Regions from separate parts of the Homo sapiens genome. Here region 2 is linked to region 1. The links are chromatin contacts, found by Hi-C or POLR2A ChIA-PET in ENCODE. All regions are on one chromosome and are shown on one strand. Each heading gives the region's core, a stretch centred on a gene start or an enhancer-like site at or near the end of the contact. The rest is flanking DNA. Distances are from core to core; before and after follow the strand shown. Region 1 overlaps ARHGAP23 (Rho GTPase activating protein 23). Region 2 overlaps SRCIN1 (SRC kinase signaling inhibitor 1).

The links. Hi-C counts contacts between places; a loop is a spot of excess contacts on that map. ChIA-PET counts read pairs that join two places held with the same protein, here RNA polymerase II (POLR2A). Pooled maps may share reads with other maps.
Region 2: a loop to region 1 is called in a pooled map, with 2.6 times the contacts of the local background. The contact joins two enhancer-like sites. A Hi-C loop is called at or near these places in 2 of 168 maps with a recorded cell type or tissue (CD8-positive, alpha-beta T cell and naive thymus-derived CD4-positive, alpha-beta T cell), 6 of 37 single-sample maps with no recorded cell type and 15 of 50 pooled maps. POLR2A ChIA-PET finds 5 or more read pairs at or near these places in 3 of 52 experiments (Caco-2, K562 and Panc1).

The regions. Positions count from the first base shown.
Region 1 is chr17:38,482,767-38,488,615 of GRCh38, forward strand. ARHGAP23 (Rho GTPase activating protein 23) reads left to right here. Exons shown (of 24, transcript NM_001199417.2): 17 at 3,296-3,374. Among named protein-coding and RNA genes, the nearest start is that of ARHGAP23, 57 kb to the left of the region's middle. RefSeq lists an enhancer at 1,724-2,245. Within about 2 kb of position 2,990, at least 8 of the 41 ENCODE cell types and tissues checked have a DNase peak (open chromatin) inside an H3K27ac peak, as active enhancers do.
Region 2 is chr17:38,554,632-38,560,480 of GRCh38, forward strand. It overlaps SRCIN1 (SRC kinase signaling inhibitor 1), which reads right to left. Exons shown (of 19, transcript NM_025248.3): 8 at 5,702-5,794; 9 at 5,423-5,466; 10 at 4,954-5,141; 11 at 3,596-3,771. Among named protein-coding and RNA genes, the nearest start is that of SRCIN1, 48 kb to the right of the region's middle. Within about 2 kb of position 3,625, at least 19 of the 41 ENCODE cell types and tissues checked have a DNase peak (open chromatin) inside an H3K27ac peak, as active enhancers do.

The sequences.
Region 1 (5,849 bases), core at 1,740-4,239:
GCATGCATTGTGCCCTATGACATGCCCGGCATTGGTCCAGAACACCAAGATGGGCAAGATGGGACCTGCCCCCGCTGGCCAGCCCGGGGATGGGCATCACCCCAGGCTGAAGCTGACCAAGTAAATGCAGTCATGGCCTGGGGAGCTCTGAGGCAGAGGCTCACAGATGGCAGTTTTGTCCGAGTGTTTAGGATGAGTAGAGTTCACCAAAGGCCGGTGAAAGCCAGGTGAGGGCATTCCAGGCAGCAGAATGGCCTGCTCAATGGTGTAGACGCGGAAAGTGTGCCAGGAGTCAACCAGCTTTCTCTGTAGAAGGCAGAGGGTAAATATTTTCTGCTGTAGTTTGCTCTGTTGCGTTCCCCCCTTCTCTTCCTCCTCCTTCTCTTCCTAATCCTTTAACAACGTAAAAACCATACTTAGCTCAAGGGCCATCCAAAAGCAGGCTGTGGCTAGATATTGCCTACAGACCATGGTTTACAAACCGCCGGCTTAGAAAAAGGGGAATATATGATGTTTTCTAGAATGGCCAGCAATTTGGGTGGCTGCAACATGGAAAGAGAAGTGGCTGATCAGGCGAGATGAGACCAGCCTGTGAAGGGATCTGCAATCACACTTAAGTGTTTCCAGCAAGGCCGGCGATTCTCAAAGGGTGTTCCCCAGAGTCCTAGGGTTCCCCAGAGGGGCCTTGGGAGGCCAGGGGCAGGTCAGGACCCCCTGTCCTTGCTAGAGCAACCCTGCTTTGCCCTGTCTGTTGTACTGGGTTTTCATGTACAATTTTATTTGCCCAAAGGGGCTCTGATAAAAAAGATATTTTGGAAAACCGTGAACGTGGGCAGTGATGTCCCACGAATCACACACGTGAAGGCTCATGGAATACACAAGTCTTCCTGTCCTTGGAGAATGAGGAGCTGAGACAAGTGTGTGTGAAATTGTGGACAAGAGAAAAAGATGATCTCTCATCAGGGACCACACTGTGATGAGGAAGGAGAGGGTGCTCAGGCTGGAGCAGGTGGTGGCTGGAGGGTTTGAGTATTGGAGGAATGAATAGGAGGGGGCAGGTGGACGGGAAGCCTTTCGGGGTGTGAGACGATGGCATTTTCCAAAACCCCAGCAAGGGCCGGGGAGGGCTTGAGGGTTAGGACAGAGAGTGGATCTACCTCCTGGGCTTGGAGGTGGGGAGGGTGAGGCCCCAGGGGGACAGAGAAGGCATTTGATGGCTTCACTGAAGACTTCGACCTTGATCTGATGGACAGTAGGGAGCTTCTGATGGTTCTTAAGCTGGGGAGGCATCGTGAGAACAAAGTTCAAGAAACAGTAATGCTCCTGCTCATGTCCATTGGATACGAATGCGGAGGGCAGGGGTCTGGGGAGAAGTCACTGATCTATGGAAGCGCTAAGTGTCGGGAGGACTTGGTGGTCTCAGGGGAAGGGGGAGGATGGGAGCAACCCTAAGAGTTGTCTGCATGAGAGGGAGGAAGGAGGGGCGAGGAAGAGCCGCATGTTTGAGCTGGGGCTGGTGGTATCTTCCCTTGGCAGAAACCAGGGAGTGGGGCAGCGTGAGGAGAGGCGGAAGGGAGGGGCCGTCTCAGGGAGTGGCTCCATTGGATTTGGGGTGTGGAAAGTCCCTTGCATGGGGTGAGGGCATAAACAGGCGCTATATTGAGCCTGGACTAGAGAGTGGCATGGGTCCTGCTGCAGCTGAGGCATGGGATGACCAAGGGTGGGCCGCAGAACAGCAGGGGCCACGCTCTGAGTGGGACAGAAGGAGAGGGCCGCCAGTGAGGCTGGGGTGAGGGCAGACACTTCACTCTGGAGGAACCAGGAAGCACTGGCCAGGGCATTGGGTTTGGCAGCTGGGAGATGAGAGGAGCTCACACCTGAGGGCCAGGAGGTAACGGAGTCGGGTGGGCAGGAGCCGCACTGGGTGTGTGTGAGATGAGGGGGCCATGCTGGCAGGCAGCTGGTCCAAGCCAGGGCCAGCTGGGGGCATACGAGGTATATTGGGTGTGTTGTTTTGTCTTGGATATCATTGTGTCATTTGTTGTGGGTCGTGCTGGGAGTAAGTGTAGTGGGGGATGAATCTAACCCCTGGTGAGCCTGTGGGGAGTGTATTGTTTATGGGATTGTCTGGCATTAAGCTGTGGATCCATTGTAATGAGTGTGTGTACTGCTGTACTGTGTCTCTTTGTTGGGGGTATTAGGTCGCTTTCTGGGCCTGAGTTATTCTGAGCCATTCCCAGCGAGGCGGCTGTGCCCAACTTGGTTGCAATGTGGGGTGATGGTGCCCCCTGGAGGACAGAAGGGACAACGACCCGGCCGTTAGTTCTTGTACTCGACAACCATTTATTTTAGAGTAGGGTTTCTCAATCTCAGTGGACATTTTGGGAAGAACAATTATTTGTTGTGTGGGGTTGTCCTGTGCACTGGAGGGAATTTGACATCATCCCTGGCCTCGATCCACTAGATGCAAGTGGCACCTCCCAGTTGGGAAAATCAAAATGGCTCCAGACATTGTCAAATGTCCTCTGTGGGTGGAGTGGGAGTTTGGGGGACAAAATTGCCTCCTTCTGTTAGAACTACTGATTTAGGGCCATGTAAGTACCAGGTTAACTGTCCTTGCTAGGTGATAGGAGCACAGTGGGAAATGAGACAGACGGGATCCTGTCTCCTCCTGGAGCTTACAGTCCTGCAGGGAGACAGGCATGAACACGGAAACAAAAGCAGAAAATAATGACAAATTGGGTTAAGCGCCAGGAAGGAAACAAAGTCAGGGCTGGGGTGCAGGTGACAGGGCAGTGGTGAAGGTGGCTGCTTTAGCTATGAGGGTCAGAGAAGGCCTCTTTGAAGAGCGACTTTTAGGCGGGGATGAGGAGCCAGTTGTGTGGAGGCGGGGAGGAAAGTTCTGGTTGAGGAAACCAGCACATGCAGAGGACCTGAGACAGGAAGGAGCCGGCACGAATGACTGCTGTGTCACGGATGCTTAAACTGTGCCCAGTGGAGGCAGCAGCTGCCACTCACTGTCTCCCCACAGTGCCTGGGACTTTCTGTGCATGGGGAGGTGTTGGAGCCCACGCACTGGCAGGAGCAGGGAGGGGCTGGGGCCAAGTGTGAGTGTGGGCACAGGACCTCTCTGGGGACTCAGTTCTGCTGCCACCATCCTGATGAGTAGAGAGCTTGGTCTAAGTAGGTCCCAGGGAGGGCCTGGTGGGCTTGATTGGGCTCTGGGGTGAATGATCGTGGAGGCATGGGCATCGGGCTGGGCCTGCCTGTGCCTGACATCTGACCCCTCCCCCAGCGCTGGCAAGACCTCAATGTGATCAGCAGCCTGCTCAAGTCCTTCTTCCGAAAGCTGCCCGAGCCTCTTTTCACTGATGGTGAGTAGGAGGTGGAAGTGGGGCGGGGAGGGGACACCAGTCCGTGCCTCACCCTGACCACTACTTTTGCATTTGGTTTGTTGGTTTTACTCTTTTTTTTTTTTTTTGAGACAGTCTTGCTCTGTTGCCCAGGCTGGAGTGCAGTGGCGCAATCACGGCTCATTGCAGCCTCAAGCTACTGGGCTCAAGCGATCCTCCCACCTCAGCCTCCTGAGTAGCTGAGACAGCAGGTGAACACCACCACACCCAGCTAATTTAAAAGTTTTTTTTCAGAGATGGGGGGAGTTTCTCACTATGTTGCTCAGACTGGTGTTGCACTCCTGGGCTCAATCAATCCTCCTGCCTGCCCCAGCCTCACAAAATGCTGGGATTACAGGCATGAGCCACCACGCTGGCTTTTTTTTTTTTTTTTTTTTAACACAAAAGCTTATTTAAAAAACATAGATTGTACAGATGTGAATGAAGAAAACAGCACAGGACCCTGTGAATGTCCTGCTCCCTTTCACGGGAGGTTGTGGCTAACACTTTCTGAGCATTAGAGTGTGCCAAGCACAACTCCCTACAGCAACTCCATGAGGAAGGTGCTATTGTCTTCCCTCTACAGATTAGGAAACCAAGGCTCAGAGAAGTTTAATGCCTTGCCCAAGGTCGCACAGGTTGTAAATGGCAGAGCCAGGATTCCACCCCAGGCGTCGGGCACCGACGGGCTTTGGCCGTTTGCTGAACTGCTTATTCACAATCTGTTGTGTTTCTCTCCTGGCCCTCTTATATGCATGGCAGAGATACACACGTGCCTGCGTGGGGTTTGGATTTGGGTGGGTTCAGGGGTGTGCTGGCAGATGTTTAACATCTGTCTCTGGGGGAAAAAAGCCCTAATGCCTAGCGTTTTCCAGCTTCCATGGCGTAAATACTCCTACCATGGTTTATTTCAAGCCACCAACATGATGTCACCAACATGGAATTGGGAAGAGAGGCACACAGTCGCTCTCAGGAGCTGGTGTGAGCGGGCTCCAGCACACCGCTGGTTGAGTTGTTTTTAACAAAAGCAGAGTTGTAATTCTGAGATTCATTCGTGTCAGTGCAGAGAGCTCTACCTCATTCTTCTTTTAAATCAGCCACATAGAATTTCATGGTTTGAATAGACTACAATTTCTTTAAGTACTCCTCTATTGATGGATATTTAGGTTGTCTTCAAATGTTTGCTATTACACAACCTGTTGCAATGGCTTTCCTTGAATAAGTCCTTGCACGCCTGGATCTGTGCTCTCTAAGGAGATTCTTAGATGTAGAATTGCTGGGTCAAAGTCCCGGTGAACCTTTCTGAGACCAGTGTCAATTGCACTCTGAGAAAGAGGCCCTGGTTTAGACTCCCACTAAAATGTAGGAGTCTGTCTCTCCACATCCCCAACAGCATTGGATATTATAACTATTATTGTTACTTGAAGGCCAGGCATGGTGGCTTATGCCTGTGATCCCAGCACTTTGGAAGGCTGAGGCGGGTGGATCACCTGAGGTCAGGAGTTCAAGACCAGCCTGACTGTGGTGAAACCCCGTCTCTACTAAAAATACAAAAATTAGCTGGATGTGGTGGCGGGTGCCTGTAGTCCCAGCTGCTAGGGAGGCCGAGACAGGAGAATTGCTTGATCCCAGGAGGCAGAGGTTGCAGTGAGCCAAGATCGCACCACTGCACTTCAGCCTGGGTGACAGAGCAAGACTCCATCTCAAAATAAATAAATAAATAAATAATACAATAAAATAAAAATAAAAATACTATTATTTGACACAGAATCTTGCTCTGTTGCCCAGACTGGAATGCAGTGGCGCAATCATGGCTCACTGCAGCCTCAACCTCCTGGGCTCAAGTGATCCTCCCATCTCAGCCTCCTGAGTAGTTGGGACTACAGGTTTGTGCCACCACACCCAGCTAATTAAAAAAAAATTTTTTTTGGTAGAGGCAGGGTCTCACTACATTGCTCAGACTGGTCTTCAACTCCTGGTCTAAAGTGATCATCGCGCCTCGGCCTTTCAAAGTGCTGGGATTTTAGGCTTGAGCCACCTCACCCAGACAGCATTAAATATTATTAACATTTTAAACTTTTGCTAATCAGATAAGGGAAATGGTATCTCATTATTGTTTTTATTTTCATTGCCCTCATTACTAGGGAGATTAAATCTTTTTTCATTAGCATATTGGCTGTTTCTATTTTCTCTGTAATTGCTCGATCAGACCATGTGCCCATTTTTCTGTTGCGTTGTTTATCTTTTTCTTATGTTGATTTGCGGGAGAAAAGCTCTTTGTGTTTTACAGCTATTAACCCTTTGTTAGTTTTTGCAAATATTTGCTTTGGCCTGCCATTTGCCTTTCACTTTGCAGTATAGAAACTGAAAACAAATTTTTTGTTGTTGTTGTTTTGTTTTGTTTTTTGAGACAGAGTTTCACTCTTGTCGCCCAAGCTGGAGTGCAATGGTGTGATC
Region 2 (5,849 bases), core at 2,375-4,874, 72 kb after region 1:
CAAAGACCATGTCTTCCAGATTCATCTCCGGTTTCTAGCACCTGGCATGGTGCCTGGTGCAGAGTAGATGTCTGGGAAATAATTGTGGAATGAATGAACAAGGGAGAGAAGGAACTGCTGCCCAGGTAAGTCATCTCAGTTCTGTACTTGAGTCGCTGACATCCCTGACTCACATGCGGGACTTTATATATATTCCTGTCAAATCCCATTGTTGGATTTCAGCTCAATCCAGGGGCAAACAACTTTTGAATTTCAGTTCTACCATCCAACAGATTTGCTCCCCCTTAAAGCTCTGTGTCATCAGCAAATCTTATCAGCACGCCTTACACATCTTCATCCAACTAGCAGGTGAAAAGACAGACTGGGTTGAAGTCAAGGGCAAAAGCTTGTGACTCAGCAACACTACCAGTTAAAGAGCTATCCTGTATTACGCACTTACTGTATGCCAGGTGCCACACTCAGGCCTTGGCTTTCATTACTTTAATTAACCCTCAAAACAAATCCTGGAGGTGGGAACAGTTATTATCTCCAGCTTATACACAGACAAACAGTGGCTCAGAGCCTAGACTACACATCCCAGCCTCCCTTGCAATGATAAGTGGCCATTTAACTGAAGTCTACCCAATGGAAGATGAGTGGAAGGGATACATGCTGCTTCCAGACCTGGCTCACAAAAACCTCCCATGTAAGGTCCTCCATGCTCCTTTCTCCTTTTCCATTGGTTGGAAACTCTCTGGGTGATCTTGGAAAACACATGTTGAAGACGGCAGAACCTCCATCAGCCTGGGTCCCTGAATGACTGCATGGAGAAGAGCCACCCGCCTAACCCACCCAATACTGTTCCATGAGAAAGATATGTTTATTACTTTTGAATTATTAAACAATTTGGGAGCTTATTTGTTATAGGAAGCTACCCTAATTAATTAGCTATCCTAAGACTCTGGCATTTTAAAAAAAGGAAAAAAAGATATTCAGATATTCAAAGAGATTAACTAGTTAGTTCAAGGTCATACAGCTATTTTGCAGCAAAGCGGGATCTACTCACATCTGACATCAGCCATTGGTTCTGCTGCATCTCATTTTCACACTAGACCAACATCAGCCACGCTGCCCCCAATCCATACACTGTCCTAGCCCAGCCCTCGCTCTACCACATGGGAAAGAACAATTCCCCTGCTCATATGTGTAACACCTGACTGGTCCAGGCTGTGCCAGTTTTATAAAATGGTCACTCCCAAACATCACTCAGAGGGGGAAGAGACTCTCATGTAAAGGACTCAAATAAGCTTCCAGGAGATGACAACACTGCAATTCTTAGGCAGGAGAGACTAGGCCTCCCTAAGCTCAATCGGCAACTTGATGTTCTGATCACCCAATCTGCCAAAGTTGGGGGGCCTCTAACCTGGGCAAGCTCTGCAAATGAGTCCCAGGCCAGCTAGTCTAGACACTGGATTAAAATGTGGCTAGGCTTTCCAAGCCCAGGTTTAGTCCTGGAGGGGTCAAGAGGGGAGAGTCAAAATGGAACCAGCTAAATAATTTATGGGGCCCAATGCAAAATGAAAATGTTACCTCTAGTTTAAAAATTATTAAGAATTTCAAGATGGCAACAGCAGAGCATTACACCAAGCATGGGGCCCTTCCAAGCATGGGGCTCCGCGTGACCGCACACGTGGCATACCTACAAAGCTGGACCTGGGTTAGGCAAAGGTAGATTCCAGGACCTAAAAGGTCTCAGTCAGCAGAGGCTGCACCTAAAGGCAGTGCCCAGACAGACCTTAAGTGCTGGGCTAGATGGGCAGGTGAGTGAGTCAAGTTGAATGAAACAGAACCAGTTTTAACTTCCAGCAAGTTGCCAGGAAAGAGGAAGTGGTATAGCAAATTGGAGCAAGAGTAAGCGTAAGCTCCTGGAGTAACCACGAGCTACAGCCAGAGTGTGGGGCAGGGGGGCTGCAGGGTTAAAGCCTGGGAAGGCTATGGGAGCTGGGCAGGGAGGGCCTTCATGGCCAGGTTGGAGCCCAGTATCTGCCCAACCCAGAAGAAGCAGGAGTCCCCTTTCAGGAGGATGGAGAATCCTGCCAGAAACAGTAATGCAGGTCCCAAGCTCTCTGAGTAATGGGTTTGATAATGGGGCAGGGGTTGGGGAGTCTGTGTTCCTGGAGAACCAAGGCCTTCAGGGAGCCAAGGACCAAACACTTATAATGACGGTAGCATAAATCTCTCCTTTCGTATCTTCTGGCTCTGTGCTTTTAGATCTCCTTTAATTTTCCTTTAATGTCTCGGTAAAGTTGCTTTTGAAAATTCCAACCCCCCTCCTCTGGGCTGAATGAAAAGGGACAAGGAAAGGATAGAAAATCTGGAGAAATGGAATTCCCTGGGTGAGGAGAGATGACACCTGCCAGTCTGCTTGGAGATCTGGCTGGAGTCCTCACTAAGTTATCACACCTAGAGTGATGGGGTGGCCCCTTACCCTATTTCAGCCACATGGTGTCATGGGAATTGTTGCCTTGGGCCTTGCTAAAATGCACATGTACCACCAGGCTATGTGGGCCTCAGGCTGAGGAGCAGCAACCCATCTCAAGGAGCCCGTCGCAAGAGGCTCATTTATGACTTAGTGAGGAAGCTGGGCTCCAAGGAGCAGCCTCTCCTGGCTCCCGGAGTCACTGGCCAGTACAACTCAACCCCTTGTTGAAAAGAGAGGTGAAAAACTTAATGCTGGGTACAGATGAGGACACTGGGGCACAGAGAGGGGCAGGAACTGCCCTGATCACTCAGCCTCTCAGTGCTGGCACTGGACTCCAGGTCCCCTAGTGCCCTGTGTCACCAAGAGAGGGCCCAAAGGAAGGAGCAGGGCCTCTGTCTCAGATCCTTATCACTGGCGAGGGAAAGCAGGGTGGGTGCTCACTCCCTGAATGGACACTGAAAGGCAGCGTCTCCCTTCAAAGGTGCCAGACAATGGAATGGTTGGCCAGACAGCCATTTGCTAAATTTGGATCAGAAGACTGTCTTCTGTTAACCCCTCCATGCCTAAGCATGCGGAGGCACAGTGTTCGCGATTCCTCCTTCCTTCTGAAAACACTACAGCCCTGTTCCAGCTGCACTAGGAAGGAAGGTGGGTTTTCCTTGGCTATATCTGGACTCAGAGATCAGGGAATCGGATCTCCAATGATGGCTGGTCAGCGCCAGGCTGGAGCAGTGACGGCACCTGAACGCTGCACCTGAACTCACTACCCAAGGGTCACTTTGCACGGGTCACAGGCCAAAATGAAAGTAGGCAGAGGGCAGAGGGAAATCAGGCAGCTGGCCACATGACAGTGAAGCTGCAGGCCACAGGAAGCCTGAGTGTGGATCATTATGAAGCAAGACCATAGCAAAAGCAGGCATCAAGCCAGAAAAAAGAAATCAGGAATAATGCCAGCCGGTCAAAAGTTTGTGGGTCACAGTGAAATCAGGCCAGAGGAGAATGAAATCAGGCTTCAGAACAGACCAACGCCACCTGTGACTCAGAGGGAAGGGAGCTGCGCCTCCCAGGGAAACCAGGTTGCGGGTCACTCCAGCCGCACCCCCACCCCTCCCTCCGCCGCGGGCCCAGCCTCACTTGAGCTGCTGGGTAATAAGCTCCTCGTCGTTGAGATAGCGCAGCCGTTCCTCTTCCACCAGGGTGCGCTGCCGCTGCAGCGGGTCCTCCTGCCGCCGCGCCGCCTCCGACACGCGCATGCTCAGCTCTGCCTCCGTGCGCTTCAGCAGCGCGCGCACCGACTCCTGGTTCTGTAGCTGCGGGACGCACGGACGGATGGACCCGGGTGGGGGGAGCGGAGCCGCGAGGCAGGGGAAGGGCCGGGAGAAGGCGGGTAGAGGACTGCCCAATCCAGGGCGGGGCTCTGCAGAAGAAGCGGCTGCTTGGCTCCGCCTCAGGCAGCAGCGAAGGGGTGGGATGGCGAAGGGCAGGGGCGGGATGGCGAAGGGCAGGGGCAGAGGGCTAAGTTCTGGGGAAGAACAGAGGCAGGAGGAGAACGGATGGGGATCGTGGAGAGGGGAGCGTTAAAATGGGCCATGCAAAGGGGGAGCTGCATGGCTGTGGCCGCGAGCAGGGGTGGTATTGCAGGGGGAGGAGGGCAAGGTTAAGTTCTGGGGAATATGAGGCAGGAGAAGGGGTTGGGAATATTTGCGGGACAGGGTGTAGCCCTATGTAGGTCCCTGCCGACAGTGCGGCCGCATGGCTATGGCTTCCATCATCCCGGAATGGGGACGGGACTGGAATGAAGGACTCAAGCGCTGGCATTTGATAGAGCTTCTATGGCTGGGACAGGAAGACTAAGTTGATGATCGATCCAACCCTGTTCCAAGCCTGAATGGCGGGGGTGGGCAAGATCTTACCCGTTGCCCAGATGGCAATTCTCTGCCCCCTCCCCAGCCTGTCTCTGCTAATTATCCTCACCTGACGGCCCCTGGGCCTGCTTGAGGAGCGGACTCGGCGATGCCAAGCTCCTGACAGGTGGGACCATCTGCCAAGCAGGGCCGGGGAGACTGTTGGGGCTCAGGAGGGAGGAGCTGAGAGGACTTGGGGGAAGGGCTCTCGCTGACTCAGGGAAAGGGATGCAGGGCAGGAAGGAACTGGAACTGCCCCGAGGGATACTGACGACGGAGGGGCTCAGTGGGTGACTGGGGCTCCAGGAGGGCGATGGGGACTCAGGGAAGGAGAAGGAGGGCTCAATGAGGGGGTCACGGGCGAGGGATAAGGCCTTGGTGAGGAAGTGGAGGTTCAGCGAGGGAGCGGAAGCTCAAGAAAGGGGAAGGGGAGAAAGGGTTCGGAGAGAGGCCAGTGAGCGGCGAAGGACTCGGGCGTGGAAGCTCTGGGAAAAGGATGAGGTAGTAGGGGATGGGGCGGGACTTGCGGCAAGGGACTTCTACCAGTAGGTGGGCGTTGGTGGGGCGGGGCCCAGGACGGGGCGGTACCTGGAGCTTGCGCAACTGCTGGAGCTGGCCGCGCAAGTCACTGGCGCTGTTCTGCAGGCCTCGCAGGTGAAGCTGCATCTGCAGCCGGCTAACGGCGGTAGGCTGACCTGCGGGGGTGCTGCTGGCCGAGGGCGGGGGCGGGCCGGACACCGGGGTGGCCCCGCTGCTCCGGCCGCCTGACCCACAGGCTGCAGAGGACCACGAGGATGGGAGAAAGTGAACAAACTGTGAGCCTGGGAAGGACTGGGCTGGGACAAAGTCCTCCCTACTCTCCGACCCCACACAGTAGCCAGAGAAGCCCGTGGCTCTACCTGCCCCAAGTGGTCAGCCCTAACGGTGGGGACCAAAGTGCCAGGAAAAAGACCTCTTGGGCTAAGGCCAGTGATGTAGCTATTGCTTAATCCCCACTTTATAGATTAGAAAACAGGCTCGGAGAGAACAAGGATGGGGGAGGGGGAGGTTCACTCACGTGCTGAGGGGGTGGCTGCTCCATTGGAGCCTTCAATCTTCTCGCTGTGGCACAGGGAAAAAAGCCATCAGGGGGTCCAGGCCAGCCCCAGACCTTCAGAGCTGGGTGGAACCTTGGATGTCATCTCCTCCAGCTCTCCGATCTCAGGATGGAGTCCCAGAGAAGGGAAGGGATTCACCCAGGGTCACCCAGTGAGACACTGGCAGAGCCGATGCCCATTTCCCCTTCCTCCTGCTCCACCCCTAGGCCCTGGCAGTGGTGTTGGGAGAGGGGCCTCACCTGGGGGTCTCAGGCTCAGAGCCTCGCAGTAAGGCGCTCTGCACCAGGCCTGTGAGGCTGGCAATCTGCTTCTCCATGGCCTCCATGCGCTCCCTGGGGAGGAAGGGGGTCTGGGCAACCTCGCCTCTGAGCATAGGGTCTCTCCTGC